2 separate regions of the Homo sapiens genome follow, and region 1 is linked to region 2. A link is an interaction called in ENCODE POLR2A ChIA-PET data of the cell type or tissue named here. Cell type or tissue: GM12878. All regions are shown on one strand. Each heading gives the region's core, and the rest is flanking DNA. Links, peaks and the distances in the headings are about the cores only.

What was found. Peaks named below come from ENCODE experiments on the same cell type or tissue, not always from the same donor. Only the 100,000 strongest peaks of a DNase experiment are listed, where the experiment ranks them.
Region 1: POLR2A ChIA-PET joins it to region 2 with 5 read pairs; 10 of 35 experiments call an interaction of 5 or more read pairs at or near these places.

The regions. Positions count from the first base shown.
Region 1 is chr15:40,310,508-40,326,085 of GRCh38, reverse strand. It overlaps LOC112268152 (a long non-coding RNA gene), which reads left to right and starts at 2,443. Exons shown (of 3, transcript XR_002957721.2): 1 at 2,443-2,843; 2 at 8,593-8,690; 3 at 15,304-15,578. It overlaps INAFM2 (InaF motif containing 2), which reads right to left and starts at 2,394. Exons shown (of 1, transcript NM_001301268.2): 1 at 1-2,394. The coding sequence starts at 2,030. The coding sequence ends at 1,569. It also overlaps the pseudogene RPLP0P10. RefSeq lists silencers at 1,687-1,916, 1,927-2,006, 2,337-2,706 and an enhancer at 4,717-5,234. In GM12878, for the core only: no CTCF peak of the experiment used is centred there; no DNase peak of the experiment used is centred there; H3K27me3 peaks cover 266 bases.
Region 2 is chr15:40,442,779-40,459,727 of GRCh38, reverse strand. It overlaps BAHD1 (bromo adjacent homology domain containing 1), which reads right to left. Exons shown (of 7, transcript NM_014952.5): 2 at 1-1,277. The coding sequence starts at 1,263. It overlaps LOC124903473 (a long non-coding RNA gene), which reads left to right and starts at 5,858. Exons shown (of 2, transcript XR_007064598.1): 1 at 5,858-5,900; 2 at 6,182-6,281. RefSeq lists enhancers at 6,818-6,867, 6,898-7,247, 13,431-13,932. In GM12878, for the core only: no CTCF peak of the experiment used is centred there; a DNase peak (open chromatin) is centred at 7,341; H3K27ac peaks cover 1,163 bases.

The DNA.
Region 1 (15,578 bases), core at 7,000-11,999, 140 kb after region 2:
TGGATCAGAGCTAACTAGAGTATAGGCCAGAAAACTGGAGAGACAAACTGTTTCAGGACTCAGGTGGGTAAGTTGTCTTTTAAAAAAAAAAATAGTGCCTCATTTCCCAAAATGGAAACACTAAGGGATTTGATATCTCATCACTACCCACACTCAATTGCCTAAAAGCAAATGGCAGAAGGAAATGGAATCCAAATTGAGGAAGTCTAGTTCTTGCTACCCCAGAGCTACATGTATGTCATTTCTCTTGATGTTTCTCATCTCCTTTATACAATTACAGGCTGCATTTAAGTAGGGCTTATCGGGAAAAGTAAAGACAGCCAATTCAACCTTCCCTCGGCTGGTCTATTAGCTGGTTCTCAAAGCACAATCCTGAGTGTGAAGCCCACCTTCCAGCCTTTCTGATTCTGTAGAATAACTCAAAACCAGAGGATGTGTAATCAAAGCTCTGGTGTTACAACAGATTTCATCCCAAATCGCCGGGCTTTGTCACTACAGGCTCAGGAAAGAGGGAAGGCAAAAGTGATTGCCGGAACAAGACAACATTTTGAGGAGCAGGAAAAAAAAAAAGATAAAAACACTTGCCACTCTACTTACAAAAGCTTGCTCTTCCTAAAAGAATTCTGTGAGGGGAAGGCCAGGATTGAAGCACAGCAGCATTGCTCTTTCCCTTCCTTCCTCCCTGGCCCATATCCAGATACTGAGGGCTGCAACAAGAAGCCTCTTTGGTGGGGGCACTAGGATGGAAAGAAGAGGGGATGAGTACATTCCCCACCCTCCCTAAATTGTTTCTACTTCTCCTAAGGCTTTCCACAGCCATGTCAACAGTCTAAGAATGATTATACTCTTTTGTGAAAGAACGTCATAAACTTATATTTCAGAAACAGGAGGGGAACAGGAGAAAGTGAGTGATTTAAGAAGCCGTGTTTGTGCCCTTCTGGCCAGGTGTACTTTTTGGGGGACAGCAAATAGCCCTTGCTTGACCCCTTCAGTCAGTAGCTACCCAGGGTGTGGGAGGATATACATAGAATTCTATGTGATTATAGCTTCTAGTGCATATGTCAACAACTATATACAGGGATCTAGAAATTTAATGCATCTCTGGCCACTGCAACTAGGTTGACGTACCTGAGCTCCACTACTTTTGGTGCCCTCCTCCTTTCGAGAGCTTCAGCTTACTTAAAAAGAGCCCCTACAGCTCCATCCTTCCCCTGAGTCTTGGGGGAAAGCCCCAGTCACCCCTGCATGTAGGATACACCAGAGCGAGCGGCGCAGAAGGGTTTGGTGCCGGGATCTCCCCACCCCTCCCCCCATCCCCCTACGGCTCAGGGCCCTGGTGCAGCACGGTCCTGGGCAGCAAACCCCCAGCCCCCCGGCGAATCGTGGTCCCTTGGCTGAAGATCTGGCTGCGGGCCTCCCGCTCCGGGGCCAGCCGGCGATGGTGGGAGTGTGAGGGGCGTTCACTCTCGTGGGGGTCACTCCCGCGGGCTCTCCACCCCATCCTGCTGCGAAGTCCTGCCTCTGGGCTTGGGGAGAATGGTTCCCGGCGGCCCCCAGCGCGGAGGGCTTCAACGACTCCCGGGCGCCGCCGCCGTTTCCTCTTCGTCCTCGTCCGGCCCCCGAGGCCGCTCGAGCGGCCCGGCCGGGGGGCTGTCCGCAGGGGGCTCCGGAGGCGCCGGTCGCGCCGCCTGCAGTGGGGGAACGTCGCGCGGCGCCTCGCGGCGGGACGACCCAGTGGTGTTGGGCCCCGCCGCCGCCGCCCCCGAAGTCCCAGACGGGCCAGTGGCGTTGGAGCCGCCGGGGGGCGGGCCAGCGGCTCCCCCCGAGGTCCCGGCGCCCACCGGCTGCCAGATGAGGCTGTAGTAGACGGCGAGCACGATGGCGGCCAGCGACACGGAGAGCACGTAGGCGAACACGGTGGCGAGCCGGACCCACTTCTTGTTGGTCTTGGCCGCCATCTTCGCCTTCTTGTCCCCGGTGTAGGTGGCCGGCTTGCCCCGCTCGGCCGGGGCCGCGTCGCGCTCCTTCATGGGGGGGCCCCGGCCTTTGCCCCGGTGCTCCACGGCCCCGGCTGGAGGGGGCCTGGCGGCCTGCAAGGACTGGGCAGGGGGCGGCCCGGCGCCCTCGGTTCCCGGCGGCCCCGCGCTCCGCCGCCGCTCCTCACGCCGCCCGCCCGCAGCCCGCCACCGCGTTGCTGCAGCCGCCGCCGGGGCCTGGACCAGTCACCGCCGCCAGCGCCGCCGCCGCCGCCGGCCCGTCAGCTGCTTCCCCGCCGCCGCCACAGCCACAGCCGCCACAGCCGCCACAGCCGCCCGGCTCCGCGTCCCCATCCGCCGCCACGCCGCCGCGCGCTCCGCCGCCGCCTGCCCGGCCGCCGGCCGCCTGGTCTCCAGTGGCCGCGCGGACCGCGCGCTCCGCTCCAGCCCGGCTCCCCCGCCTCGCGCGCCGGCAACAGGGGGCGGGGAGAGCGCTGCTGGGGGCTGCCCCTTAAAAGGGCGACGCCGGGGTCCGGAAGTGCCGCGAGGGGAGGCGGCGGCTGCCGGGAGCCGCGAGCCCCGCCGGGACGCCCCGTTAAGAGAGAGTTAAGGGAGGCTGGCTCTTAAACGGGCGACGTCACCGCGACCCCTGGTGGGCTGGCGCGGCGTAGAGTGGAGCCCCGGGCACTTCTTTAAAAGGGGGAACGGCGTTGTGCGAGGCGGAGTGCGGAGCTAGAAGGGGGCGGTCGGAGCGCGAGCTGTCAACTCTGGCGCCTCCCCGCTCCGCCCCGAGGCTCCGAAGTGACAGGTGGAATAGCAGCCTGGGCTTCGGACTCCAGGCCTAGGTTTATCCTCTGGGAGGGGACGGTAAGAGGGATAGGGAAGATACCACGTTCCAGCTCTCAGCTTGCTCCCCGCACCGCGTACCCCCTGGGTGGGTCTCCCAGGCCCATTCACAGCTAAAGAACCTGGTTGACGCCAGGGGTAGGCGGTTCTGGCACCTGGAGCGCTCACTGGGGCCGCAGCTGGTTGTGTTCCTTCCACCCAGTCCAGGCTGGGCTTCGGAGCTCTACTGAAGTCGTCGCAATTGCGTACCCCAGCCCGCCTCACCCCGCCAACCCTGAGCCTCCGGGACAGAGCCACGGACTGAGCTGTTCTCCAGACTCGCTTGCCACCTTAGTCCCAAAGTTCGCCGCAGGTCGCTGGTCCCGCTTTTTGGGTCTTCCAATTCCTGGTTTTGGCCTGGATTTGGACCCAAGGAGCTGCACTGAACCTGAGGAGTTTAACTCTCAGGACTCCTAGAGCGTTTTCACTCTCAGATCCCCTCCAGACCTCAAGGCTTGGGCGGTTGTCCCCTCCCCACTTTCCCATGTGAGGTTTGTCTTCTTTGGCTCCAGGCCAGGCGCCAGGCAGTGGGCTCTGTGCCTGGTCTTTGGACCCCCTAGGTGCTAACAACCCTTCATGCTCAGACTCTCCCTTGCGGCTTTACTTGTGCCCTCCCCCTCCTTCCGCTCTCTGCTCTCCCTGCCTTCTCTCCTCCCCATTCCCTCTCTATAAGGCTTTCCAGAATTCTGGTTCCCTCCTCCTTGGATGCTACTTCCTGTGTTCCCAGAACTGGGCATATGGACTGCCTGGGTGTCTGAATGAGTGAGGGAGACTTGTCTGGGCGTGTGTTGGGGAACAGAACTGTGGTTCTGATGGGGTTCTGTGGGTGAACCCTCCCTCAAGCCCCTGCAAGTGTGAGCCTGACCTGGCTTCTACCCTGTGGGGCAGGATCCCCTCTGCCCTTCTCACTTCCCCCCCTCCTCCAGGAATCTTTGGCTTCCAGAGGACCCCCCTTACACACACACACACACACACACACACACACACACACACACACGAGGAAGCCCTCCCAAAACAGCTGCCTTGCCCACCTCAGCAGCACAGAAGTCAAGTGGCTACCAGAACTGAGTGTGCTAGTGGACTGCTGGAACCACAGGCCTCTAACCCAGCCTCAGTCTCATTCCTGATCCAGGCCCAGGTGTGGGGCTGCCACTAGTAATGGCTAGCCAGATGCTATTTCAAGGAAAAAGCTGTTTTTTTTACTTTCTGAGAAATTTCAAGGATATTGGTAGTGTGGAGTGTTTATGGCCTTTTGTGGGTTGATGGGGAAGAAATAACTCACTCCTCCACCCTGCTCCTAGGTCAGCCAGGGCAGCCTGTTGACTTAAAATTCCTGAATTGTCGCCGGGTGCGGTGGCTCACGCCTATAATCCCAGCTTTGGGAGGCCGAGGCGGGCGGATCACGAGGTCAGGAGATTGAGACCATCCTGGCTAACATGGTGAAACCCCGTCTCTACTAAAAATACAAAAAAATTAGCAGGGCGTGTTGGCAGGTGCCTGTAGTCCCAGCTACTCGTAGTCCCAGCTACTCGGGAGGCTGAGGCAGGAGAATGGCGTGAACCCGGGAGGCGGAGCTTGCAGTGAGCCAAGATGGCGCCACTGCACTCCAGCCTGGGCAACAGAGCCAGACTCCGTCTCAAAAAAAAAAAAAAAAACAATTCTTGAATTGTCTCTGGAAGTTGTCCTCTCTTCTCTCCCCTGCTCTAGGGCCTTCCTGGCAGGACATATCATACAATTATTCCATGATGAATTATTCTTAAAGATTCCAGGTTGAGGCCAATACAAAGCTTCCTTCAGTCCCCTTTCGTGAATGCACTCCATATTGCTTCTCCATATTTCTGTTGCAAATTAAATGCCTTTCTTCTTGCTTGGTTCTTAGTGGAGTGGGAAAACAGCATGTCACTCTTCTGTACCAAAGAATAATATACTTGAAGCCTTTATTCAATTCCTCTCACTCTGTCTTTTCTAAACGAAACAGTGCCAGATTCTTTAACCTGTCATCAGTAATCCCTATTTATTGTCTGGATTTACATAGTGTCTTTTACCCCAGGAACTAAGAATGCTTTCAGATATAATTGAGCCTGATCTCCCCGGTGCCTGAGCCATTAAGAAACCATTAGTGTTCTCCTGTTGCAGAAAACTAAATGGCCCCCTAGTGGCCTGAAAGTGAATATGCCTCCCCCCACTAAGAACAGGCAGGGATCAGAGAAATCAGAGAATCAAGGCAGCTTGGGGACAGAATGGGCCCCAAAAGTCATCTTTTGTGAATACCCCTGTGGGCCCTAGAGCCTCCTCCACAAAATCCCTGGGGAGCACTCAGCAGCGTCAGCCCAAAGACCATCTGGGATGGTGGCATACCTTACTGTCTGCTCCCTGAGGCAGCCCTTTTTGGCTTTGGAAAGTTCTGACCAATTATGACAATAACAGTGCCCTTAGAATGTGCTAGGCACTATACCAAGCCTTTACATTCCTTGTCTTATTTGTCTCCCAATGACCTATCAGGTAGTACTGTTTATCTTCATTTCATAGATGAAGTCCCTGCCTCAGAAAGGGCCAGGAACTTGCTCAAGGTCACATAGTCCTAATGCCTTGGAATTCAAAAGCCCTGATGGAATTCAGACCTCTGACTCCAGGGCATTAAGCTCTTGATCCTGGTTCTGCTCTGTCTCATAGGCAAAGCTAGACTTTGTCTCTATAGTGGATATTGGGGGTTACTACCCGGGTCAGCCTCAGGAGGGAGGTGCTCATTCTTCCAATTGTCAGGAGTGTTGGCTATGATGGCTCAGCTGCAACTGTCACTGGGACTTGCCTTCTGACACCAAAGGAAGCTGCCTCTCTGTCCTGGCCTACAAGCCCAATACATAGAGCCAGATCACAATAAAGCCCAGTCAGAGATGTGCAGGGGCCCACTAGGGAAGAAGGCTAGACCATGAAGTAGTTGCGGAAGTAGCCAGTATATACTGGCAGGATCCAGGAGCGAATGTATAGGCTAGATCAAGGTGGGGTGTGGTGCCACACATTAAGTTGAACAAGGGATACTTCGTTGTTATAGGAGTATTCTCCTGTGAATCAGGATGTGATATCCTGACAAGGATCCTGGGAGACAGGAGGAAGGCAATGGCCACCAGAGTGTAATGGAAATGCCAGAACTACCACAGCAGAATGTGGAAGAAGGGTTCAAAAGCTCACAGAAATGGGTATATTCTATGTAAGGCCAGAAACCACTTAAGTTCTGCAGGAAGGCCCAGAGGATACTCTAGTTACCAAAGCAACAAGGAACACACTGGTGAGAGCGGTACCAGCATCCCTGAGAAGCTGAGTTTGGACTGTCCTCTGTAAGCCATGCCTGACAGCAAGAGGCCATTCCAGAACTGGCTCCAGATAGCAGTGGGGATGATAGGACCATGAAATCATAGAAGCTAGACAGCACAACTGTTGTAATAAGCAGCAAGTTGGAGTGGCAGTGGGGGCAGTCCTGGCCAGTAGAGGACCATGGTTGAAGATGGTTGATAGCATAGCATCCCTGGAGCAAGCTAGCTAGGCAGCCAGTAACAGTACTGCTCTATCTATACCAGTGATTCTCAAATGTTTTAGTTTCAGGATCCCTTTACACTCTTAAATATTGAGGTCTCTAAGCCTGATGTGGTGGCTCGCACCTATAATCCCAACTACTTGGAAGGCTGAAGCAGAAGGATCACTTGACCCCAGGAGTTCAAGATCAGCCCGGGCAAAATAGTGAGACCTCATCTCTACAAAAAAAAAAGTTGAAAATTAGCTAGGCAGGGTGGCACATGCCTGTAGTCCCAATTACTCGAGAGGCTGAGGCAGGAGGCTCGCTTGACCTCCGGAGTTTGAGACGGCACTAAGCCATGATCATGCTACTGCACTCTAGTCTGGGTGACAGAGTGAGACCTAGTCTCTAAATATATATATATGTATGTATATATGAGAGAGAGAGGTATCTAAAGGGATTTTGTTTATGTGGGTTATAGCTATTTTTATTTGACATATTAGAAATAAGACCAAGGGTTTTGCAAAATATTTATTAATTTGTCTAAAGAATAATAAGCCCCACTACATGTTAACATAGATAATATATATTTTATTTATTTATTTATTTATTTATTTTCCAAGACAGAGTCTCACTCTGTTGCCCAGGCTGGAGTGCAGTGGCATGATCTCGGCTCACTGCAACCTCCGCCTCCCAGGTTCAAGCAGTTCTCCTGCCTCAGCTTCCCGAGTAGCTGGGATTACAGGTGCATGCCACCACACTCGGCTAATTTTTGTATTTTTAGTAGAGACAGGGTTTCACCATGTTGGCCAGGCTGGTCTCGAACTCCTGACCTTGTGATCCACCCGCCTCGGCCTCCCAAAGTGCTGAGATTACAGGCGTGAGCCACTGCACCTGGGCAGATAATATATTTTTATGACAAAAAATAATGAAAAGAGTGGCTTTGCTTTGTAAATTTGCAAATCTCTGGAATGTAGAAGACAACTGGATCCTCATATCCACTTTTTTTTTTTTTTTTTTTTTTTTTTAGACAGGATCTCACTTTGTCACAAGGCTGGAGTGTAAGTGGCGTGATCTCAGTTCACTGCAACCTCCACTTCCCAGGTTCAAGCAATTCTCCCACCTCTGCCTCCCAAGTAGCTTGGGACTTCGGATGCACACCACCATGCCTGGCTAATTTTTGTATTTTTTTGTAGAGACAGGGTTTTGCCATTTTGCCAGACTGGTCTCAAACTCCTGAGCTCAAGTGATCCACCTGCCTTGGCCTCCCAAAATGCTGGGATTACAGGCATGAGCCAACATGCCTGGCATCTCATATCTGCATCTACATTTAATCTGCTGGCAATTTGTTGTTATGGTTAAAATATATGAGGAAAATCCAGCCTCATATAGACATGTAGTTGGAAAAGAGAGGAACATTTTAACAGCCTTTTCAGATAATTGTGGCTGTTTTTCTTTGATGCTACACCAAAACCCAACAAGCAGTATTTTCTTAAATGGTGGTTGAAATGTAGACTATAAAACTATATCAGTGAACTTTTTTTGTGCTCAATTACATTAAAGTCCATTGATCTAACTTGCCCTTTGAATGGCACTTTTACCCATGCATGATTTTATAATATCCCACGTTGATCATTTGGAAAATATTGGTTCACTGAATTAAACATATCTTTGCAATATTGATACATTTCATTATATAATAGAAAAAATCACATTTGATAATATTATAAAAAGTTTAAGTATCAGGAATCTAGGAAGCTCATGATAGTGCATACATGTTTTCTAAAATTCTAGTTTTTACTTGAAAACTCAAATTTTGTAATTGGTAACAAACACTATCAGTTATTTTTTTCTCAAAGTGACAGGCTCACTTGGTTCAAATGTGAGAAAACATCTGCCAAATAGCCAAGTCTGCATAGCCATGGTTTTTCAGTTCTTCTTTCAAGTAAAACTGGTGTTCCATGAAAAGAGCAGCTAATTGAGCTCACGACCCAATCGCAAAAGTACTTTTCCCCAAGAGAACCGTTATACTTCCATATGCAGTAGAGTACTTTCATTTAATCACATGGAATATTAAAAAGACATCTATTTAAGGGTCATAACTTCATACAATTTAACAATTGATATCGTTTTGTTAAAGATATTCTAAAGTAAAACGACTTTTCTCCCTTCCTTTTTTTTTTCTTTTCTTTCCTCTTTCTTTCTGCAATGAACTACTAGTTCAGTTTGGTGTCACTGCCTTGGTTGTTTAAGGTGCCAGAAGTTTTACCCACCATTGCTTTAGCACCATCAGTGCAAACGACAACACAGTTAAAAAGGTAAATAACATGTTAGTATTATTATGAAAGCAATTTTGACCTTGTGAAACCCCTGAAGTGATCTCAGGGACCCCAAGGGGTCTGGAGACCACACACTGAGAATTGCTGAGCTGTACAATTAAAATAAATCAAGGATGAAAGACCAGGAGGTTGATGGCAGCTGCTCCAATAAAAAGTCACAATATCTTGTTTGGTTTCCAGTCCCAATTCAATTTTCAGTTCAGGTTCCCAGGGGAAAGGTTTCTGCAATACTATAGCAATACAGTAATGATTTCCCCACTACTTCCCTAAAGGGAACTATGCCGTTTACCTGGGTAACTGTACACTGGGGATAGTAGAATAGTCAAACGCTTTAAGGTCTGCTGGATGCAGTGTCTGCATTGACATTGATACCTGACTGGGAACTGAATCATCAGCATGGCCCCTGGTAAAGCGGCCTGAGGTAAAATTGTCTACAGGCTCATGAGCTATAGGCAAATGGTTTGACTGGTTGGTTAGAGGGCTAGAAAGAGAAATACTGGAAGACTGGGAACAAGAAGGTCTTGGGAAGAGATATGTGGCTTTATCTATTTGAGTGAGCACCAAGTGTGAGTATCTTTATTTTTTATTTTTTGAGACAGGGTCTTGCTCTGTTGCCCAGGCTGGAGTGCAGTGGTACGATCATGGCTCACTGCAGCCTCGACCTCCGGGGCTCAAGTGATCTCCTACCTCAGACCCTGGAGTAGCTGGTACTACAGGCACACACCACCACACGAGGCTAATTTTTTTTTGTAGAGATAGGTCTCACTATTGAAGATCTTTATATTGCATGTTAATACTCATCAGAGAGCACCTGCCACAGGGGAGACTGCATAATCAAGTAGATAGAATGATGTGGAATTGATGTTAGCTTGCCTCTGTCATTGACCACCCCATGCCAGCACAATGGGCACATGAATAAAGTGGCCATGGTGGCATAGATGGAGGTGACACGTGTCGCATGTGTGTGGTGGCAGGGGTGGCTCAACAGAATGGGCTCCCACTCACCAAGGCCAATTACCTATTGTCACTGCTAAAAGTCCAACCTGCCAGCAACTGATACCAGCCACGCAGTACCAAGCTGGCTACCTTGGACCTGTTCCACTCCAGAAGGGTGAGGGACTCATCTTGACCTGAATTGCCATATATTCTGGATATGGATTTGTCTTTTCTGCTCAAAGGCCACTCTCTGGGGGCTAAAAGAGTGTTTGATTCACTGACGTGGGATCTCACATACCATTGCAGAAGACCAAGAGTCCCACTTTAAGGATAGAATGGGCACATGATCATGGGATCTTTTAGGCCTATTACATACTTCACCATCCAGAAGCTGAATAGAGCTGGTGGAATGATAGAACAGCCTTTAGAAGCACAGCTGAAATACCATGTTAGAGATGATGGGACACCGTGCTCCAGGATGAGGTATGCATCCTAATCAATAACTGTTATATATGGTGCTATGTGTCAACGTGTAGAATAGAGGTTTAGGAAACTAGGGGTAGAAGTAGGAATGACTCCACTTACCATCACTCCCAGTGACCTTTCTGGAGGAATTTGTGGTTCCCATTCCTGCAGTTCCAAGCTCTCCAGGTTCAGAGAATCTGGTTCCCAGAGGGGGAGCACTTCCACCAGGGACAGAACAAGAACCCCATAAACTTAAGTATGGCTGCTTTCTGTTCGTCAGACTCTTTGTGCCAAGAAACCAGCAGGAAAGAAGAGGAGTCACTTCCTGGAAGGGGCAACTGACCCCCATCCTTTGGGAGAGATAGGGCTGCTGTTACATAAGGGGGTCAGGAAAGAATATGTTTGGCACCCAGGTGATCCACTGGGGTGTCTGTTGGTATGCCCAATTTTGGTGGAAGGTGGACACATCAGCAGCATGGTCTGAAGGCCATGGTGATTGGTGATTGGTTACCCCGACAGGCAAGCCACCTACACCAGCAGAGGTGCAAGTTGAAGGTAAAAAGAATCTAGAATGAGTGACAGAGAAGGGGAATGATGAACATCAATTGTGTCACCAAGACTAGTTGCAGTAGTGGGGGCTATAGTTTCTCCATTTAATTCTTGTAAGTTTCCCAGAATCCAGGAGGAGCTATTCCCAGGTAGAGTGAACTTACCACATAAATCAAGTAGGTCTGGGCTATGCCTGGGGGTACTGTCTCGGTTGCTGTGGTGCACCACCCAGATACTGCTTTTAGGACCAAGGAGCTTATCCCTGAAGTTGCCAGAAGTGTTGGCTGCCAATGGCTCACACATGAGTCTCTCCCTTGGCATTTCCTTCAGCTGCTAAAGGGAGCTGTCTTGCTGGACTTCACAACCCTTCCCTAGGGGTCATCTGCCAAGTCAATGTGGAATTCAAAGGTACAGCCCTCTTATCCAAGTTGGGGCTAACTCTACGGGGCCAGCTCAACCCCAGGGCTTCCTGTGGAAGCATTCTGTATTGTGACTGCATTGTTCACCAATTTCTTCCTCTGGCTTGATTCTGATTCTTTCACTAGTTCACAGATGTTATCTCTGAAAGCACCCCCAATAAACTTCCTACAAGAAAATCTCTATCTCGGCATGTTTCCTGAGAAACCTGACCTAAGACAGTCTCCTAAGATTCTAACTTTAAAAAAATATGTACTTAAATTTTTTTTGAGAGAGAGTCTCGCTCTGTCGCACAGGCTGAAGTGCAGTGGCACAATCTTGGGTCACTGCAACCTCCGCCTCCCGGGTTCAAGCAATTCTCCTGACTCAGCCTCCTGAGTAGCTGGGACTACAGGCATGTGCCACTGCGCCTGGCTAATTTTTATATTTTTAGTAGAGATGGGGTTTCACCATGTTGGCCAGGTGGGACTTGAGCTCCTGGCCTCAGATGGTCTGCCCCCCTCAGCCCCCCAAAGTGCTGAGATTACAGGCGTGAGCCACCGCACCTGGCCTAGATTCTAACTTTTGGGACCTCAGAGAACAAGACTCATCCATGTGAAGTTGGGCCTCCTGGCCACCTGTGTCTTCTATAAAGTGGTTCTCTTCAGAGTGTTGCCTGCATCCTGGCTGCTTTCCACCAAATATCCTTCAACTTATGACCTTCCCTGCAACAAAGCAACCTAAACTGAATTCCTCAAGTATTTTGGGTGTGGTCTGTTGTGCTGAGAATGAGAATGGGACTGATTGTTCCTTGGTTCAAAAGCCCTGGATGCATCTTGGAATGAGGGGGGATACTCTTTAGAAACTCAAACTCCTGGCTGGGCGCAGTGACTCATGCCTATAATCCCAACACTTTGGGAGGCCAAGGCACGAGGATTGCTTGAGCCCATGAGCTTGAGACCAGCCTGGGTAGCAGAGTGAAACCTGTCTCTAAAAAAAAATAAAAGAAATGCAAACTCCTCACCTTCCTTTCCCTCTCTCATCTCATCCCAGATCACGATTCAGAGGGTCTTGGTACAGCAAGGAATATGCAGTGTTACCAGAGCTTTGCAGGTGGTTCTGGTGTGATATCAAGATGGAGAACCACAGGGCTCAGTACCCGACTTCAGTTCGGCAGCCTGAGTCTGCCCGTTTTTATTGGCAGCTCTGTCATTTGACTCAGATGGAGCTGGCTGTCAGCGAAAACCCTCAGTTTTATTCACACATGCTTCTGCTAAGCTGCCACTTCCCCACCCTGTCCTTGTACAGTCGGTGTCTTGGCACCAAGCCCAGATCTCTCAGTTAAGCCCTGTTCATTTCACCTTGGGAGGTTTAGGCCAGTGCTCCAATAGGTTAGAATGTTTTTGGATCCTGAGTCTGTCTTCCAACATATTCCTGTCTTCGCTGGCTCCTTGCTATTCGCAAAGTTGAGGGGCTTGTTCTCTGTGGCTTTGCCCAGGTCCTGATAAAAAGGTGGATCAGATGCCAAGTTTGGTGGTACATGCCCATAATCCCAGCTACTGGAGAGGGTGAGGTGGGAGGATTGCTTGAGCCCAGGAGTTCAAGACCAGCCTGGGCAACAGGGTGAGATTACATCGTATATTAAAAAAAAAAAAAAAAAAAAAAACTCTCTCTTGGCATCCTCGTGAAAGTGACATTGTCTTTAAACCCTGCGTGGCAATCCCTGATGCACTGCCGTGATGCCCAGGGAAGACAGGATGACCTGGAAGTCCAACTACTTCAAGATCATCCAGCTTTTGGATGATTATCCAAAATGTTTCATCGTGGGAGCAGCAATGTGGGCTCCAAGCAGACGCAGCAGATCTGCATGTCCCTCTGAGAGAAGGCCGTGGTGCTGATGGACAAGAACACCATGATGCTCACGGCCATCTGAGGGCACCTGGAAAACAACCCAGCTCTGGAGAAACTGCTGCCTCATATCTGGGGGAATGTGGGCTTTGCATTCACCAAGGAGGACCTCACTGAAATCAAGGACATGTTGCTGGCTAGTAAGGTGCCAGCTGCCACCTGTGCTGGTCCCATTGCCCCATGTGAAGTCACTGTGCCAGCCCAGAACACTGGTCTGGGGCCAGAGAAAACCTCCTTTTTCCAGGCTTTAGGAATCACCACTAAAATCTCCAGGGGCACCATTGAAATCCTGAGTGATGTGCAGCTGATCAAGACTGGAGACAAAGTGGGAGCCAACAAAGCCACGCTGCTGAACACGCCGAGCATTTCTCCCTCCTCCTTTGCGCTGGTCATCCAGCAGGCATCTGACAATGGCAGCATCTACAACCCTGAAGTGCTTGACATCACAGAGGAAACTTCCTTCTTGCTTCCTGAAGGTTGTCCGCGATGTTGCCAGTGTCTGTCTGCAGACTGGCTACCCACCTGTTGCATCAGTACCCCATTCTATCATCAGTGGGTACAAATGAGCCCTGGCTCTGTGGAGACTGATTATACCTTCCCACTTGCTGGAAAGGTCAAGGCCTTCTTGGCTGATCCATCTGCATTTGTGGCTATTGCCTCTGTGGCTGTTGCCACCACGGCTGCTCCCGCTGCTGCAGCCCCAGCTAAGGTTGAAGCCAAGGAAGAGGTGGAGGAGCTGGGTGAGGATATGGGATTTGGTCTCTTTGACTAATCATCAAAAAACAACCAACTCAGCCAGCTTTATTTACAAAACAAGGAAATAAAGGCTTAACTTCTAAAAAAAAAAAAAAAGGTTGGACCAGGACAGGAGTAAGAACAGAAGCAATTGATCAATACTGATGACCTTCCCTATATGCAATGCACCGTGCCCACCTAGAGGAGGACATCATATAATTTATTTCTATCACACTTATTAAAACTGGCCCATTTCACAGAGGGATTGACAGAGGCAGAGGAGTGATTGTGCCCAAGAATGTCACACTGGGATGAGAGCTAAGCCTCTCCTGCCACCTACAGCTCTCATCTCTAGGTTTGTTGTCTCTCAGAGGAAAGGCAAGAGAGAAAAGTGACAAGATTGGCCCTTCCAAGTGGAAAGAGATTTTTAGAGCTGGAAGGATTCTTAGAAATGATCAAAAGTTTGACAGATTCAAGGGCTCAGGTAACTTGCTAAGATCACAGAACAAACCTTTGCTCCAGTGGGGACTAAACTCTGGGTTTCTTGAAGATGGACACAGGTAAATTTGATCCAAAATAGCACTTCAAAGAGAAACATACATGGACTGATTGTTTTCCACTTTTTTTTTTTTGAGATGGAGTCTCGTTCTGTCACCCAGGCTGGAGGCAATGGTGTGAACTTGGCTCACTGCAACCTCTGCCTCCCAGTTCCAGCTATTCTCCTGCCTTAGCCACCTGAGTAATTGGGATTACAGGTGTGTGCCACCATGTCTGGCTCATTTTTGTATTTTTGGTAGAGACGGGGTTTCACCATGATGGTCAGGCTGATCTTGAGCTCCTGACTTCGTGACCCACCCGCCTCGGCCTCCCAAAGTGCTGGGATTACAGGCGTGAGCCACCATGCCCAGTTTGTTTTCCACTTCTAAGTCCCAGATGGTTCCTTGTCGGGTTATAGAGGGGCTTGGAATGGGAAGACAAGCAACATCTTCCTCCTGGGCATCTACAGGAAACTTGATTGCCTCTCTCCTCCCTAAGGGATCAGTGTTGGCTACCCAGCCTTGCCCATGCCTCCACTTCTGCTTAGCTCTCAGTACACAGAGGGTGGCTGAAGCTGGGGCCACAGAGGGACACACAGCTGGGCAGCTCAGCACTCTCATCTGTGCCTCATCAGCTGGGGGGCTGTGGTGGCATGAAGCTGGTGGGAGGCTGGCACTTGCCCATGATTGGAGCCCTTGTGCTCATCACTTCATGAGTTCAGGCCGCTTGGGAACAGCTTGCTTCAAGTCCACAGACAGGAGCAACCCTAACTCAGTCTGCCCTGCAAAGGTGGGTACAGCCCCTGATCCACACGAACTGCTGGAAGAAAAATCCAAAGAGAAAGTCAGTGAAGACGTTTGTAGAAAGAACTGTTGAAGAAGGAATAAGAAACTGCCATTTTTCCTGTCAGTGTCTGCTAATAAGTAATAATAAAATAACAATGATAACTCATAATGATAATGATAGTATTATTGAGCTCATGTGTAGGCACTGTATTAAGTACCATTCATTATATTCTTTAATCCTTGCAACATCCCCATGAGGCATTATTATCCCCATTTTACAGGTGAGAAGGCTGAGGCCCAAGAAGGTTAAGTATCACAAGATAAACCAGCTAGTAAGTGGCTGGGTTCCTAGAGTGGTGAGTGTGGCTCCCTTTGCCAGACTGGGAAACAGACACCATAAGAGCCATCTTCCCTCCAAAAGAGGGCCAGCCCTTGACCAAGATGGACAACAGGGTTCCACACTCCTGAAACCCACTGCTTCAACCATCATGGCATCAGATAAGAAACCGACCTAGTCTGATCCTCTTATTTGGCTGGCAGCTGTGGCACCTGAAGG
Region 2 (16,949 bases), core at 4,640-9,639:
TGAGCTCGGAGCTAAGAGGAGCCCCTCCTCGTGAGGTGCAGCCACTGGGGACAGCTTGCCCTCAGGAAGCATGGGGCAGGGCGAGTAGCCCCCACACTGCAGCCCCTCTTGGCCACAGTACAGGTAGAAGCTGCCTAGTGCAGTGAGCTCAGGCCCAACACACAGGCCATTGTAGTCGGCGGGGTTGCCAGGCATCGGCAGCGGCGACAGCTGAGGTGTGGGGAAAGAGGGCTGATGCAGTTCCTGCTTAGGGGCAGGTGACTCCTCGCCTGGGCGCCCAGGCTCCGGCTTCAGAGCCGCCTGTCCACCCATCAGCAGGGGCAGGTGAGGGCGCAGCCCCAAAGGGCTCTCCAGAGCCTTGCTCAGGGGCTGATGAGATGGCTGGACGGATGGCCCACAAGGAGTTGCAGATGGCCATGGTTCATCAGGGCAGCCTTGCCAGCCAGGTGGGCCTGCAGCCTCCCCAGAGCTGGCCCCCTGCCAAGCCTTGGGATAGTTCTTGCCATTGACCTTGGGCCACTTTGGCCTCGGGGCCTTGGGTGCTGGGGGCTCAGTGGAGCGCCCATCTACTTCTGCATGGGCACGAGGCAGCCGCAGGGGTAGCTCCCGCTCCTGGCTCAGTTTTAGGAAAGCAGCTGCGTTCAGGCTAGCCAGTCTCTTGGGAGCTGGGTCTCCATCTCGGCGGGGACCTTCATCGGGTGCTGGCTCTGGAGACAGGTCCCGACTTCCTCCTCCAAGGTCCCCCAGCCGGGGCCGCTTCTTGGAGGAGGACCAGCCCCCAGTAGCACGATCACGGTCACGGCTGCGGTGGGGATCCCCTGCTCGACTGCGGCGGGTGCCTGCCAGGCTGCTGGTGTCCTCTCGCTCCAGCAGCAGGTTATTGAGAGCTTCAGCATTGAGGGAGGCCAGGCGCCGCTTGCGGGGCTGGGCAAGGCCAGGGTCTTCACTGGATGGGGCCGGGCTGGGGGGCTTGGGCAGGTCAGGCGGTAGCTCATCAGCCTCATCTGCACTCCGGGGACCGGCCACATTCTCCAGGCGAGTCAGCAGCACTTTGCAGGCCTTGGGCTTCTCAGGAACCAATGGGCGCTTACGAAGTGGGTAATTCTTGCGGCGCCCTGTGAGGTGACCTGGGCTCTCGGGCATGCCTGGCTCCACACCCTCAACCCCCTGCTCCATGTTGCTGTCTTCCATCTGCAGGGGCTCTCGGCGGCCAGTGAGGCCCGAACTCAGCATGGGAAGGGACTTTCTCCGAGTGTGTGTCATGGAGTACTTCCAACCTGCAGGACAGAAGGTGGGCAATGAGAGAAGCCCTCTCTGGCCTGCTCCTGCCTGCTTTCTCTCCCACTGCAGCCTACCCAGCCCCAGGTGCAGTGATCCTGGCCTACAACTACCCTGTCTCCAGTATGGATTTTCCTGGGACTCCCTTTCCAGAGTGTGAAGGGGCAGTGGAATCAAGCTACCAGCAGCTGTGCAAGGACTGGTTCCTCCTCTTTCCTTTTAGCCTAGGGTATCTCTGAACTAAGCCCCTGAAGAGCCTAGGGAGCAAGGCAGACCCCAGGGACAGGGGATAGGAGGAGCTGGTGGCAAAGCTCTTTGTTCTCTCCCCCTGTCCTTCTCTCACTAGATATTCATCACAGGATAGGAAGAGGCTCTGAAGACAGAGCCTCCCAAGATGGGGGACTGGGTGGTAGAAGTCCATTTATTCTTTCTTCTTTTTTTCTTTTTTTGAGAGACGGAGTCTCGCTGGAGTGCATTGGTGAGATCTTGGCTCACTGCAAGCTCCGCCTCCCAGGTTCACGCCATTCTCCTGCCTCAGCCTCTCGGGTAGCTGGGACTACAGGTGCCCGCCACCACGCCCCGCTAAATTTTCTTTTGTATTTTTAGTAGAGAGGGGGTTTCACCGTGTTAGCCAGGGTGGTCTCGATCTCCTGACCTCGTGATCTGCCCGCCTCGGCCTCCCACAGTGCTGGGATTACAGGCGTGAGCCACTGCCCCCGGCCAGGAGTCCATCTATTCTTCCAAAAGTATAACCAAGGCATTAACAATCCCCTCCCCAAACGCAGGGCTTCTGAGGTTGGCCACAGGAGGACAAGAAGACAGACAGTGAAGAGCTGAGATGGGGACCCTGCCTGCTGGGCCATGAAGGCAAAGTTCAGTCTCTGAGGACTCCTCCCCTGGCATATAAAGCAAGACTGCCACAACCTGGGTCTAGCTGGAAAAGCTCTATCAAGGGTGAAGGCCTGGCTTTGAGGGGCCCATGGTGGAGAGGTCTCAGCTTTGAGGGGCCCATGGTGGAGAGGTCTCAGCTTTGAGGGGCCCATGGTGGAGAAGTCTCATTTGAACTTTGGTTCAAATTCCAGGCAAGAGCAGCCCAAAGGGTGCCAGTACCCAGGGCAAGGGTAACAGTAAGGCCAGGATCAGCATATTCCTGGGGGTAGAGAAAACCCAGGGACGGTGCGTAGACCTGCCATACAGCTTTAAACCCCTGAAGGCCACAAACAGTTGGGAAAAGAAAGTATCAAAGAGAAGCACTAACACAGGAGACAAATGAGCTGCCTTGTTAGTCGTGCTCGGTTCTCCCTCTTTGTAGGCAGGGGCAGGATGCAAGGAGGTGGGGGAAGCCCAGAGCCCCTGACAGAAAATGCATATGACCAGGCATCATCCCCTAACTTTGCTTGGCAAAACACTCCAACATACACCTGCGGCAGCCTGGGCCCCAGTTCTGAGTGAGAGGCCAGAGCTGGCTGTGCACTGGAAGCTGGCATGGCCAAGACAATGAAGAACTGCAGAGGGCGGTGGTCAGAGACTACGGAGCTGTTCACTTCCTACCATTCAACCCAAAGCACAGGGGCTGGCAAGTAAGGTGCCAGACAAGTTCTGTCCCTCACCAGGTACTCCTGCAACCCATCCCCACCCAGCGGGCCCAGGTTTTTCAGCTTAATTTCCCCACTGCTATTGCTGTTCACACTCATTCTACAGAGGAACTGAGAGCAGTCCCTGCTGTGCCAGGATTTAACCCTGAAAGTCTCAAGCCTGAGGGCTCCCAGGGATTCCTGAATCTTTCCCTGTTAGCTCCCATGGCCTTGGGCCAGTGGGTGGGGTCACTGGACACCTCCTCTCCAGAGATATGCTGCATTAATTGAGAAAGAGTGCTCAGAAAACCAGGCTGAGGGTGGTGTGGGCAACCTTCACCCCTGAGAAAGGACACGGAAAACTGGAAAGGAGAGGCAGCGTGCCAGGCTTTGCTCTGGCCACGTGCGGGGACTTGCCACTGCTCAGAGACCAGGCCCCGGGCAAGACAGAGTCACAGAAGGCAAACCCATTCATTCCTGAAGCACAGGTGGAGAGCTCCTAAAAAATCCCAGGCATCTGCTAGGCTCCGTAAGTCTCTTTCCTGCTTCTAATCAGGGTGACCACCCGTCCCTGTCTGCTCAGCAGGCTTATTGGCAATGCCGGGCGTGGTGGCTCATGCCCATAATCCCCACACTTTGAGAGGCCCAGGCGGATGGATCATGATGTCAGGAGATCAAGACCATCCTGGCTAATACAGTGAAACCCTGTCTCTAATAAAAATACAAAAAAAAAAATTTAGCCAGGCGTGCTGGCATGAGCCCGTAGTCCCAGCTACTTGGGAGGCTGAAGCAGGAGAATCACTTGAACCCAGGAGGTGGAGGTTGCAGTGAGCCAAGATCGTGCCACTGCACTCCAGCCTGGGCAACAGAGTGAGACTCCATCTCAAAACAACAACAACAACAACAACATCATCCCATTTCTTATAACCCACAGGCCCTTCTCTCATATCCAGGCACCCCTGTGCTGGAGGTGGAGGAGCATGCAACGAGAAGCAGCAGAAGCACATCAGTATCTCCTAGGGAGCCCAGGTCCAGCCCTCCCCAACTCCCAAATGGCCTGGAGATGATGGATAAGTGAACAGACCATGCATTTGAGCACGGGCCAAAGCCCCTCAACAGGCCCCAAGTTACCAGAGGGGCTAGGCCTGGGAACGGCTGGGAGCCAAGGTGGAGATCACCTGGGCTTGTCGTCTTTGAGGATAAGGACACAGTACAGAGTAAGGAGAAGGCGGCTGGGAAAGACAGCACAGGGAGGTGCTGTCAGGCCTGGCTACTGGAAGCGTTCTTAGCAGGGGGATGATTGGCCACCCCTGACCTCCAGCTGGCTGGGAGACTGGCTGCATGGGCAGATGGTCCTCAGATCTTTGGATAGTTGTCCCCACTCAGTCTTCCCCTCTCAACACACAGAAGTCCCAAGCAGAGAGAGGTGGGAAGGGAGTCAGTGCCTTGACTACACAGCTTCCACTTTCAGGAGTCTGAGCCCAGAACCTTTGAGAATCTGTTCCCTGTGGACTAATCTTGCTCTTTAACCTCTCATTCAGCTTTCCAGTCCCTCAGGGACACCCACTACTCCCCTGGGGGGTAGGGTGCTGACGATCCCAGGAAGCGTCTGAATCACAGGGTGCGAGTCACATTTCCAAATCCAGCAGAACAGCCTCCTGCTAGACTCCCTAAAATCTGCCAAATCCCCTGTCACTCGCTAAAAACACCCAAGGCCATCAAAAGCACGTCGCAAAATAGCTCCTAGCTTTCCTGTGGTGCAAAGTCCAGCCACTCGGCATCTTAAGGAGAGGCTGGGGTCTCTGCTGCCTGCCTCTCGCTGCACTCCATTCTGGGGAGAGCATGTGTGAGTCATGCTTTGAAGTCAGATGAAGAAACAAGAAGCTCGGCTGCAACTTTTTCCCTGGGGTGGGGCTGGGTGGAGGGGCTACAAGCCTGCCAGGGCCCCTCCAAACCACAAGGGATGGCCCAGCTACAGGGCTGGTTGGGGAGAGGGGATCCCAGCAAAGTGGTAGGCTTGGTTCCCCTCTCCCAGCCCCACCAATCCTCCTGCTGCCCCTCCCAATTACGCACTATCCACCCAGAAACTTTCAACCACTGCTAGGGCACAAGGTGCGCTGGGTTCTCTCAGCACTATCCCCTCCTCTCTGGGAAGCTCTGTCCTCCCAGACACGGGTGGTCCATGCCCTCTTGGGAAGGTCTCTAGGAGGGATTCCCAGGACACTTTCCTGACACTAAAAGATGTCAAGAAAGCTCTCACTGGAGAAAACCAGTCTGATTGTCTCCAGCTCTGACACAGCTGCCAGGAAGGATAGTGGCTGGCTGGTGGACATCCAGGCCAAAGACCCAGAGAACCACAGGTTGAATCCCAAATCCTCAGAAGTGTACTCTAAAGACAGTAAACAGGCCACCTTCACCTCAGGGGCATCAGGATCTCAAAATCGAGGGGGAGGTCAGGCCCAGCTAAACTGTCATAGTAGGGTCTGAGTGTAGTCATCTCCACAGAAGCAGAAAGGGACAGACAGATGCCCTGCTCTGGCCCTCAAGCTGCAGCAGCACCATACAGCAACCCCACCAGCACAAGCAGAGCACAACCAAGGTGCTTCATGCCGGGCTGAAGGTTCAAGGGAGAGTCAGAGGCCCAGGGGAGCACGGGGTGCTGGCACTGCTCTGGGGAAACAAGGGTGAGGGCCTGGAAGGGCAGGTCACAGCCCAGATCACTCCCACAAGCAGAGGCTGCCTGGGGCAGGAAGTGGCCCTCAGTTGTGGTTGCTGCTCTCCCCTTACCCACCCAGCTCTGGGTTGCACCCCGCACACCATCCTGAGGGTTTCAGGACTACACTTTAAATTTTGCTTTTCAGGCTTCTTTGGTTTTTCTTTTTTGTTGTTTTTTGTTTTTGTCTGAGACAGGGTCTTGCTTTGTTGCTCAGGCTGGAGTGCAGTGGCGCAATCATGGATCATGGTAGCCTCGAACTCCCAGACTCAAGTGATCCTTCCACCTCAGCCTCCCCAGTAACTGAGACTATAAGCGCGTGACACCATGCCCAGGTAATTTGGTAGAGACAGGCTGCAGGGGGTTGGGGGGGGCCGGGGGTAGAGGGCCTCACTATGTTGTCCAGGCTGGTCTCAAACTCCTAGGCTCACGTAATCCTTCCACCTTGGCCTCCCACAGTGCTGGGATTACAGGCATGAGCCACCATACCTAGCCCGGTTTATTTTTAATGAGAGGGAGGGATTCAGGGGAGCCTTAGATAAGGGTAGATCAGGTCATCTGGGTGAGGGCTGGGAAGGACCCTGCCCCATTAGAAGCCACCTCCTTCCAATTACAGCTAAAACCACAACTGGAGCTGAGTTAAGCATTGTCCTCCTCTGCATTCTCTCTTGGAATAACCCCTCCCATCCATGAAAGGAATAAAACACTTGTCATGAGCACTGAATTTCTTGAATCTTCTATCAGAGAAGAAATGTGGCAAGAGCACAAAACTAGGCTCCTTTTCACTTAAAGTTAGTTGCTGTTACTTTATGGAGAAACAGGTGAAGCTGCTGAAATTCTTATGGTAAAGCCAGGTAAAGACACAGCTGGTAGTGAATCTCTTAAAGAGCTGGTACAGCAGAAAGAACCAAAGCATTGAGTCAGACCTAGATTTAAATGCTCTGTCCCTCCTGAGCAATGTATTTAGCTTTTCCAAACTCCAGATCCCTCATCTAAGATGGATATACCAAAAAGAGTCTTCCTTAGGAGCGGTGGTAAGCAGAGGCAGGCAGGCCAACCTCCCCCATCCTTCCAACCCGACAGAGGAGGGCAGCTGGCCCTGGCTGGCCATTCCCCACAGCAGGAGCCCGGGACAGATTCCTCCTACCCCAGTGAGAAATCTGAAAACCCAAGCTTGCACCTGAACTTTGCTCTGCCACTATTCCACTAAAAACACCTAAGTGCCCACCCCAAGGAAAGATAATGATGATGACACTCCTTTTCCCTTGCAGGACCCAGTGTGGGGTGAGTTGTGGGGGGTTCAGTTTACAACTCAGCAAGAGGGCCGGGTGTAGTCATCTCCATAGAAGCAGAAAGGGACAGACAGATGCCCTGCTCTGGCCCTCAAGCTGCAGCAGCACCATACAGCAACCCCACCAGCACGAGCAGAGCACAACCAAGGTGCTTCACGCCGGGCTGAAGGTTCAAGGGAGAGTCAGAGGCCCAGGGGAGCACGGGGTGCTGGCACTGCTCTGGGGAAACAAGGGTGAGGGCCTGGAAGGGCAGGTCACAGCCCAGATCACTCCCACAAGCAGAGGCTGCCTGGGACAGGAAGTGGCCCTCAGTTGTGGGCCACAACTGAGCAAGAGGGCCGGGGCAGAAACTATCCCAACAGACCCTGAACAACAGCTCTGTGTCTCTGAGAAATACTCAACTCTACAGTGAAAGGCCAAGTTCCTCAGATGCTAACGGCAGGGCTAGACCCACAACGTGAGGTCAGAAGGTGTGCGTCCTGCCTGTCTGTGCCACCTGAATGAGGCTTCAGTGGAGGCACCCATGCAGAGCAGAAGTCTCAGCTCCACAGCACAAAGTTGCAAGGAGCACTGTCCTCAAAGAGAGAGAGAGAGCAGGGGCCTCAGCCACCAGCCCTGCCTCCTCAGTGCCCATACAGCCTCACTTGCTGCGGGCACTCAATTCATTCTGTAACCAGACTGGGAGCCTAAAAACACCTGGGCAAGAAGCACGAAGTGCAGCTGAAAGGAATTGGCCTGATCCATCTGGACACAGGCTTGCTTTTAGACTGCCCTCGGGTCTGGTGGCAGGGGCTGAGGACAAGAGAAACAAGAGTATACCTCTCATATCTAGAAGTTGCTATACAACACACAGATCCCTGAGTGAGGAGAGTGGGCAGAGAGCATTGTGTTTTAATCATACCAGTGTTCTGCCTTACGAACTTTAACCTGACAAATTAGAAGGTAATCACATGCAATAAAAAACTAGTCTTTAGAGGCTTTCTTAAAAGGCACATGTCCCTACTTTAGGCAACGTGCCTTCCCCCAGCTTCTTCCCAGTACACAACTCATGTGTGCATAAGGTAGACCTGCATCCACAGGTGCTAGCCCAGCTAAGCCTGCCCCTCATTCTCAGGCACACAGCACCTCTTGTGACCTTTGCCCATTCAGCCAACATTTGCTGGCCCCCCCACAGCAGAGGGAGACCCATGTGGGGCTGGAAGCCACTTCATGCCACTGCTAATCCTGTGTGGCCTTAGTCAATGGCTTGAACTCTGAGTCTTGGTTTCCTTGTCTACACAGCAAGGTTGCTGTGAGGATTAAGTTAAAGAAGAATGTGTGTAAAGTGCCTAGCAGAGTTCCTGGAATACAGCAGGTTCTCAATACAAGCTCATTTGTTTTCTCTTTCCCCTACAAGCACCAGACTAAGTGCTGGAAAAAAATGCAAAAGACTAAGAGTTGGAGCATGGGCTAGCAGGAAGACAGAACAAGATAGTGTGACAAGGGCTATAATGGACTGCTCAGAGCTTGGCTGAGGGGTCCCCCCAAGGCAGCTTCTCAGAGGGTACATATGAGCCAGGCATTTAGACACTTACTGAGGGCCTACTTTATGCCACGTGTACCGTGGGAACAAAAGCCCAGTAGGGAGTGGGCAGCACTCTGAGAAATTCATTTCATAAATGTTTGGATGCAGGAAAGGGTGACAAACAAAAGCTAAAGTTTTTTTTTTTTTTTTTTTTTTTTTTTGAGATGGAGTTTATGCTCTTGTTGCCCAGGCTGGAGTGCAATGGCGTGATCTCGGCTCACTGCAACCTCCGCCTCCTGGGTTCAAGTGATTCTCCTGCCTCAGCAGGAGTATCCCGAGTAGCTGGGATTACAGTCACCCACCACCACGCCCAGCTAATTTTTGTATTTTTAGCAGAGACGGGTTTTCACCATGTTGGCCAGGCTGGTCTCAAACTCCTGACCTCAAGGGATCTGCCTGCCTCGGATTCCCAAAGTGTTAGGATTACAAATGTGAGCCACTGAGCCCGGCCCAAAAGCTAAAGTCTTAAAGCAGGAAACAAATGCAACTTTTCCCAGACTCGCCCCTATTAGCTCCATGTAGGATGACTCCAGGCAGGGGTTGGGGGGCACCCCTTAACTCTGGGCTAAGGCTCCCTCAGACCCTCCCATCCAGATGCCATACTGCCCAGGATCAGCCAGAGGCAAACCTACACCTGCAGCAAAACCCATTTGCTCTGAGCAGCTAACAATGTGGGAGAAATAAAACAGGAATAAAACAGGGGACAGGGCACCCCAAAGCTCAGCAACAGGCCTCAGCAGAACCAGGGAAAACCTTGTGCTACTGATGCACCATTCTTCAAAAAACATGAACAGCTCACCAGCCTTCTCCAAGCACCTGCCCAGGAATGGCAAAGAACGAGTGTTGGTTCAACCACCAGGACATTACATGGACCAACAACTTAGATTTCTAAAATGGCTTGCCAAGACTACAGGTGCTAGCTCTAGTCCTGAACAGAAACTAGCCAGCCAGGCCAAGATGGAGCTCTGCCTCCAGCCTCCTCAGCAGAGCACTAACCTCCTGAATGAACCAGCTGTGAGGAACAAGATCCAAGACCAGGCCTCCCCCACACTCCACTAGCAGGAGCAGAATCGCAAGGCAGATCGTATCAGAGTTATGGGCACCCTACCCAAATATCACTCACTTAACTAGTTAAGTGGCTAGTGCCACCTCCAATAGGATGCCAGCCCTATGGGGACAGGTAGGCTCTGCCTTCCTTAACAGTAAATCCCACCCACATGACTTAATAAGAGCTTGGTAAGAATAAATGAAGATCTGGCTGTCCACCTGCCCCACCCTGTGTAAAATCTTTATCCTAGACTTAGAGCACCACTTGGAGCTCAAGACAAGAGCCCTCTGACCTCCAAACTCTCCTCCATCCCCAGGAGTCCACTGTGCATCTTCAATTTAATCCACAGTGCAACAAGGTTACAATAGGAAATCTCTTGTATTTTCATGGCACAACCCTCCTTCATTACCATCAATTTTCATTTTCTTTTTTTTTTTTTTTTTTGAGACAGGGTCTTGCTCTGTCACCCAGGCTGCAGTAGTAGGGCAGTGGCACAATTATAGCTCACTGTAGCCTCGAATTCCTGGGCTCAAACAATCCTCCTACCTCAGCCTCCCGAGTAGTTGGGACTACAGGCCTACACCACCATGCCTGGCTAATTTTTAAATTTATTTTTATTTTTGTAGAGACAAGGTCTCACTATGTTGCCCAGGCTGGTCTCAAAGTCCTAGCCTCAAGTGATCCTCCCATTTCAGCATCCCAAAGTGCTGGGATTACAGGCATGAGTCACCATGCCTGGCCTCATCCTCCTCCTTCTCTCTCCCAAGTTGCCCAGCTACCTCTGGAAAGCATTCCACTGGCTGTGGCTGCCCCTAAACCATTAAGCAAGTGAATGTAGTACTACAGACACTTGTATCAAGACAAAGAATGTCACAGATAGGTGAAATCAGGAGCAAAGAACTAAAGTTAGCATTATCAGTCCCCAGACACCCTAAGTGTGCAGGGTTGGAAATTTCTGATTCACTGCAGAGGTGACTACTGTAAAAGGATGGTCAATGTTTGTCAAGCACTCACTATGCACCTGGCAAGGTCCTAAGCACACTACATTCACTATCTCATTTATCTTCCCAACAGCCTTATGAGCTAGTTGTTACCATTTCATCCTAACAAGGAAAAAAAACAGGTACAAAGAGTTAAAAGGAAGGCTGGGCGCGGTGGCTCACGCCTGTAATCCCAGCACTTTGGGAGGCCGAGGTGGGTGGATCACCTGAGGTTGGGAGTTCAAGGCCAGCCTGACCAACATGGAGAAAATACAAAAATTAGCCGTCTCTACTAAAAATACAAAAATTAGCTGGGCGTGGTGGCACATACCTGTAATCCCAGCTACCTGGAAGGCAGAGGTTGCGATGAGCCGAGATCACACCACTGCACTCCAGCCTGGGCAACAAGAGTGAACCTCCGTCTCAAAAAAAAAAAAAAAAAGAGTTAAAAGGAGATGCTGGGTGGGCGTGGTGGCTCACACCTGTAACCTAGAATTCCTGTGCTGTGGGAGGCCAGGAGTTAAAAGACCAGCCTGGGCAATACAGTGAGACCCTGTCTCTACAAAAATAAAAAATTAGTCGGGCATGGTGGTGTGTGCCTGTAGTCCCAGCTACTTAGGAGGCTGAGGTGGGAGGATCACTTGAGCCCGGTAGGTGGAAGCTGTAATGAACCATGATCATGCCATTGTACTCTGGACTCGGTGACAGAGCTGGCTCTTAAAAAATAAAAAGTTGCTAGGATTGAGGACAGAGGTGAGCCATCCTGGCATCTACACCAAGGCCCACACTTCCTGCACTGCAACACACTGCCTCTACTTAGGGCATCACAGGATGGCTGCTGGATCACAGACCAAGATGCAAGATAACTTGCACGTTCAGTTTTATTTTTCTGTGCTTTAATTATTGGCATTACCACACATTATTAGTTTTCCCACCACAGAGGAACTGAAGATGTACTCCAATTAAATGGCATCTATGGGCTAGAACGTAAATACAATTAAAAAAATTTTTTTTGAAAGAAACTTTTTTTTTTTTTTGAGATGGAGTCTTGCTCTGTCATCCAGGCTAGAGTGCAGTGGCGCAATCTCGGCTCACTGCAACCTCCACCTCCCAGGTTCAAGCGATTCTCCTGCCTCAGCCTCCTGAGTTGCTGGGACTACAGGCGCATACCACCATGCCCGGCTAATTTTTGTATTTTTAGTAGAGACAGGGTTTCACCATGTTGGCCAGGATGGTCTCGATCTCCTGACCTCGTGATCCGCCTGCCTCCCAAAGTGCTGGGATTATAGGCGTGAGCCACCGCACCTGGCCGAAACAAACATTTTATATCCTAGAAAAGGGTGACATGCTAAGAAGTCTGGGCTAAATAAATAAATGAATAAATGAGAGAGCTTCAAAGATACGTTGTCCTGATTTTATAGTAAATCCAGAAAAAGGTAACCCCCAACCATGCATCTACCCAATACCTCTTGTCTCAGGTGAAATTCCCTGCCTCCAGCCCAGACTGCAATGAAGACTAAAAACTGGTCATCATGCTCTAAACTGTCATCTTAACATGCAAAGACATATTAACTGCCCCTTGTCTACCTCCCTCTGGGCCAAATAAATTCAAGTCCTTTCAATTTCTCTGGAAATCATCTCTCAGTTATTCAATCATTTTTATTTTTATTTATTTATTTATTTATTTATTTATTTATTTATTTATTTATTTATTTATTCTGGAGACAGAGTCTTGCTCTGTCGCCCAGACTGGAGTGCACTGGCGCGATCTGCAACCTCTGTCTCCTGGGTTCAAACAATTCTCCTGTCTCAGCCTCCTGAGTAGCTGGAATTACAGGTGTATGCTACCAGACCCGGCTCATTTTTGTATTTTTAGTAGAGACGGGGTTTCAGCATGTTGGCCAGGGTGGTCTTGAACTCCTGACCTCAAGTGATCCACCCGCCTCAGCCTCCCAAAGTGCTGGGATTAAAGGTGTGAGCCACGGCACCTGGCCTCAATCATTTTTATAATTCTTTTTTACATTCTAGCCAATGTGGAAACCCCTCCAGGCACAAAGCAGGAGACACCCCTCACTACTGAGGAAGGCCCTGCTGGCCCTGACTATGGTGGAAACGTGACTTCACCCCTCCTTCTGGCATACTTGTTAGGATCTCCTGGCATCAAGCGGCACCCTAATAATACCTTTCCCACGATTTCTACATAGGTCCTCTAAAAAACAGTAATTCACCTTTAAACCACCTGGCCACATGAGAATGTGATTAACAATTATTCCTAAACATTGTGGACAGGTAACCAGAGTTGGAAAAGGGTCTGTGTGGGCTGCCCCTCTCCACTGCACGCAGGAAGCTGAAAAAGCTGCACTGATGGAGGCTAGGAGTCCCCAAAAGGCATTGGAGATGGAATAAAAGTAGGAGCCATCAACAGCACTCCAGGTGAGATCCCTGGGGTCAAGAGAACGGCAGAAAGACAGGTCCCATCCTCCTTACCCAAAGACAGGAGGTCAAAGCACCTCTTTTCCCCAAACCCACTGGAAAAGGAACACATGCAAGAAAAAATATTGAGACCCAAGTTCCTGCCTGACATTGGTAACAAGACTAAGAAATCACCTGTTTTTTTTCATTCAGCTAACTTGGTCATAGTGCTTAGAAATAAGTTCCCAATTCAAATCAGCGAGGCTGAGAGACAAACCCCTTTTTTTCTCCTGGTGGATTGGGCCTGCAGAGGATCTTAAAAGACAATGTTATTTTTTTGTGTTGGGGGGACACTGAGTCAAGTGAATAACCATCCTTGCAGGTGTTTCCCACTGGGAAAAATGAAATCTGATGACCCCACTCCCACCCACAGGGACACAACACAAAGTCCTGGATGTGACTGTACTCCAGGGCCTGCTTACCAAGTCACCTGGGGCAGGACACCAACACCCCTGTTGGAACCCCAGGGCTGGGCCGGTGTTCAGTGAGGGTGCTTGTCAGGCCGTCTGGCCCTGAGCAGACCACGTGCAGCCTCACTGCTGCTGGTGCTCTTTCTCCTCCTCCTTTTTAGCCATTTTACTGATCATTAGTGGCAGTACCAGGAGGTGGGCAGGGGAACATAAAGGAGCTGAAATTCAAACCAGCCCATTTTACACCACTTAGGTGCCTCCCATAAAACCGGGCAAGATTTCATCATCCAAGAACTCCCTGTCCTCTGTCCTGTGGAGGTCTAAGCAGCCTGAGGGGTCAGGAGCTACACCATCTCCAGACCCCAGGATCAGGAGCCTCTATCTCTAATTATCATGAGCTCTTGACTGCGCATGGTATTTTCTGTCACTTCAGGGTTAACAGGCATTTCCAGCCATGAGCTGGCCCATCAAGTCAACGCCAGGAAACCTGCAGAGTGGGAGTGCTGGGGCTGCCCTCAGAACCGAAGCACACTCTCCTTGTCCCTCCAAAGTCCCCAGCACAATGGCAAGTTCACAAAGGAAGTGAGCCTTGCCAGACTGTGCTAGCAAATTCCCATAAATACTTGGGTCGGGGTAGTACTGCTTATGTAAAATGCTTCCCCATTGAGAGATGCTGCTTTATTTACATTCTTCACAACCCATTCATAAAAAGGAGGCCCTTTAATGTCGGGGCTGTTCGTATAATGCTCCATAAACTCGGCAGCTTCGCCTGGCAGCCTTAGTTCAACACAGGCTACTTCTCAACTCCAGAGACTTTTTTTCCTTAAGGTTTTTATTCTCCTTAATGACTCACCTTGCGACAGGGTGCTGAGGCCAGATGTTGCCGGAGCAAGGCCAAGAGGAATAAGAACAGATAAAATGAAAACACACAAGTCCTCCTGGATGCTGGAACAGAGAGGTGAGGAGGAATGAAAATAATTTTGAGAATTCCCCATAGAACTCCAATTTGAAGTATGTATGCTAGGAGGCTGAATTCCTTCCAGGTTTACTAAAACTTCCTTTCTGGATGTCAAATGTGCCCCAACTTATACCTCTAACCAGAGAAGGTGTGAAAGGGTTGTTTTTTTTTTTTTTTTTTTTACCCAAAAGGAGCTCTCTCTAGTTTTTAATTTGCACCGGGGATGAATAAATAAACAGAAATTTTCTCTGTTTCTTGATATAAGTGTTCCAGGGGCTGCTGGCTCCAGAAGGGGCACAATTTGCTCAGAGTGAAGAAACTCAGGCAATCCCCAGAAAGAGAGGAAGGACTGTGTTCTAGGACACACAGCAAACACAGCTAAAGGAGCTGAGAAGAGAGCCCAGGAGATGCATTCTGAGGTAGCTTTTCTCCTGCTACAGTAGAAGGAGGAGAGAAGTAGTAGGGATTTTTTTTTTAATTGACGGGGGAGCGGTCTGCATTGCCATGGCAACTGTGAGGGGTGGCCTTCCCGCGTAGAAGGGAAATGCTGGTCCATTAATCATCAAACTGGGGCACAAAAGGGAGGTTTGGGGGAAAGGGGATGGATGCAGAATATATTTTTTCACTATCTGGCCTCTAACCAGTCACCAGTCCTCTTTCCCGTTTCCCCCATGGTCCAGGGTTGATGGTGAACCAAAACAGAAGCCTGAGAGAGCAGGGATTGTAGCTTTCCTTTATGAGGGGTCCAATGTGGGGCTGATTGTGCCTCTTATGTTGGTGATGCCCCCATAAACACCTCTTCCAAACCAGCCCCAAAAGTCCCATCTATGGGCCAGACCCAGGAGTATTTTTCTTTTCTGTGCTCAGAATTGTGTTTTCTCCCTCATTTGCACCCGGTTTGAGAAGAGATAAAACATGGATTCATTTAGCATGAACAACAAGGAAAACTGCATAAGAGCAGCAAAGCTGGGTAGAAAGAATGGTGGTCCGGTGAGGTAGGAGGAAAACAGGATTACAGCCCTTTTCCAATGTCTATATGGTATCACATAAGCAATCCATAGGACTCTTCACCAGCAGAAATATTAGAAACAGCAGTTAAATTTCCCATTTACAGCACCCCAAACATGCCCTATCCATATGCCTTTGACAGAAAGGGCTGGAAATCTCCAAGGACTCCAATATGAGCATTTCTGGAGAAGCTGAAAGGAAGGTCTCCCCCTTGTTCCTGCCTAACTCAGCAACCAACCACATTTATTCACTCAACAAAAATGATGTGCACAGCACTGTACAAGAAATACCAGAATATTCACACACACACACACACACACAGAGGTTTAACACTCATATTGTTCCTGTCCTTAAGAAATTTCCAACCTACAAAACCACTCAAGAGGATACCACGTTAGAAAATCCAGAGTCATGAGCTCAGGCGGGGATGACTATGTTGGCCTGGAGTGGTCTGAGCAACAACCAGACTAAGGACAAGTGGGATTCAAGTGGGAGTAAAGGAAGGGGAGCGGCAGCAGTGAAGATGCAGGAAGAAAAAATGTGCATGGTATGGCTAGGGAAGAGCTGGAGGGGACACTGTCTAGGGTCAGACTGCAGGGAACGGGGAGCCATTGCAAGTCTGTGAGAAAGGGAGTGACACCGGGAAGGGGTGTTTTAGGAAGAATGACCTGGTAGCTGCATACAGACTGGATCAGAAGGGCCAAAGGAAGCAGGAGGGAAAGGGAGGCTATAACAACAACACAGGCCTGACACGGGGACAGCAGGACAACAGAAAGGAAGAAAGAGAGGGAGATATCAAAAAGAACCTAATCACTGGCTAAACTCTCCGGAGCAAACCCTCCTTAACACCAGATCCGACTGGCATGAGTCTCCTGCCAGGTAAGAGCCCTACCAAAGAGGGAAATGCTATTTGGGCAACTCCCCTTCATATTCCAGTGGCCAGACCACGTCATCCCCTTCTGACTGCCACCAAAAGAAATCACATGCCGTGTAGCCTCACAGAAGGCACAAAGGCCTTGAGATTCATCATCACTCTCTGGATTTTAGACATGCAATTAAATTATCTCAGAACAAACTTTAGCCTCCTGAGTGAGGTAATACCTACCTTTCTCACAAGCCTCAGCTCCATCCAGGCTGGGGTCTAGATCATTCCAGGGAGGTCCATGGGGGGTGGCCATGAATAAACTCCCATGCCCATGCTACCCTCTGAAGTGGCAGACAAGCAGCTTTCCCAGGTGGGATTACAGCCAACCACAGTTGAGAGCGGCTTCTAACCAGCCCTACCTGAGGTGGGACTCGAACTCAGATTCTCAGCAAAATCCACATTCTGAAACAGCCTGAGTTTCCCTGTCCTTATGATCCCAACTCTTCTTTTGGGTGTGGGGTTCACATGGAGGGCATGGGAGCTCTGAATGAGTTTTTCCAAGCAGGTAAACAACATCCAGCTCACAGCTGGTCACCGGGGGAGATGGAGGCACTCACAGCTTAAGCCAGTGGTTCCTAAGCATCCTCCAAGCTGGCCAAGGACAGTGGTGCCCCTCCAAGACATGTGGTCCCTCTGGGCCCTTTTTCTTTTTTTTTGTGGAAGACAGCGAGGTGAAGAGAGTAGGGAGGAAAGTCTCAGGTGGCACAAAGTAAAAGGACTGGAAAGC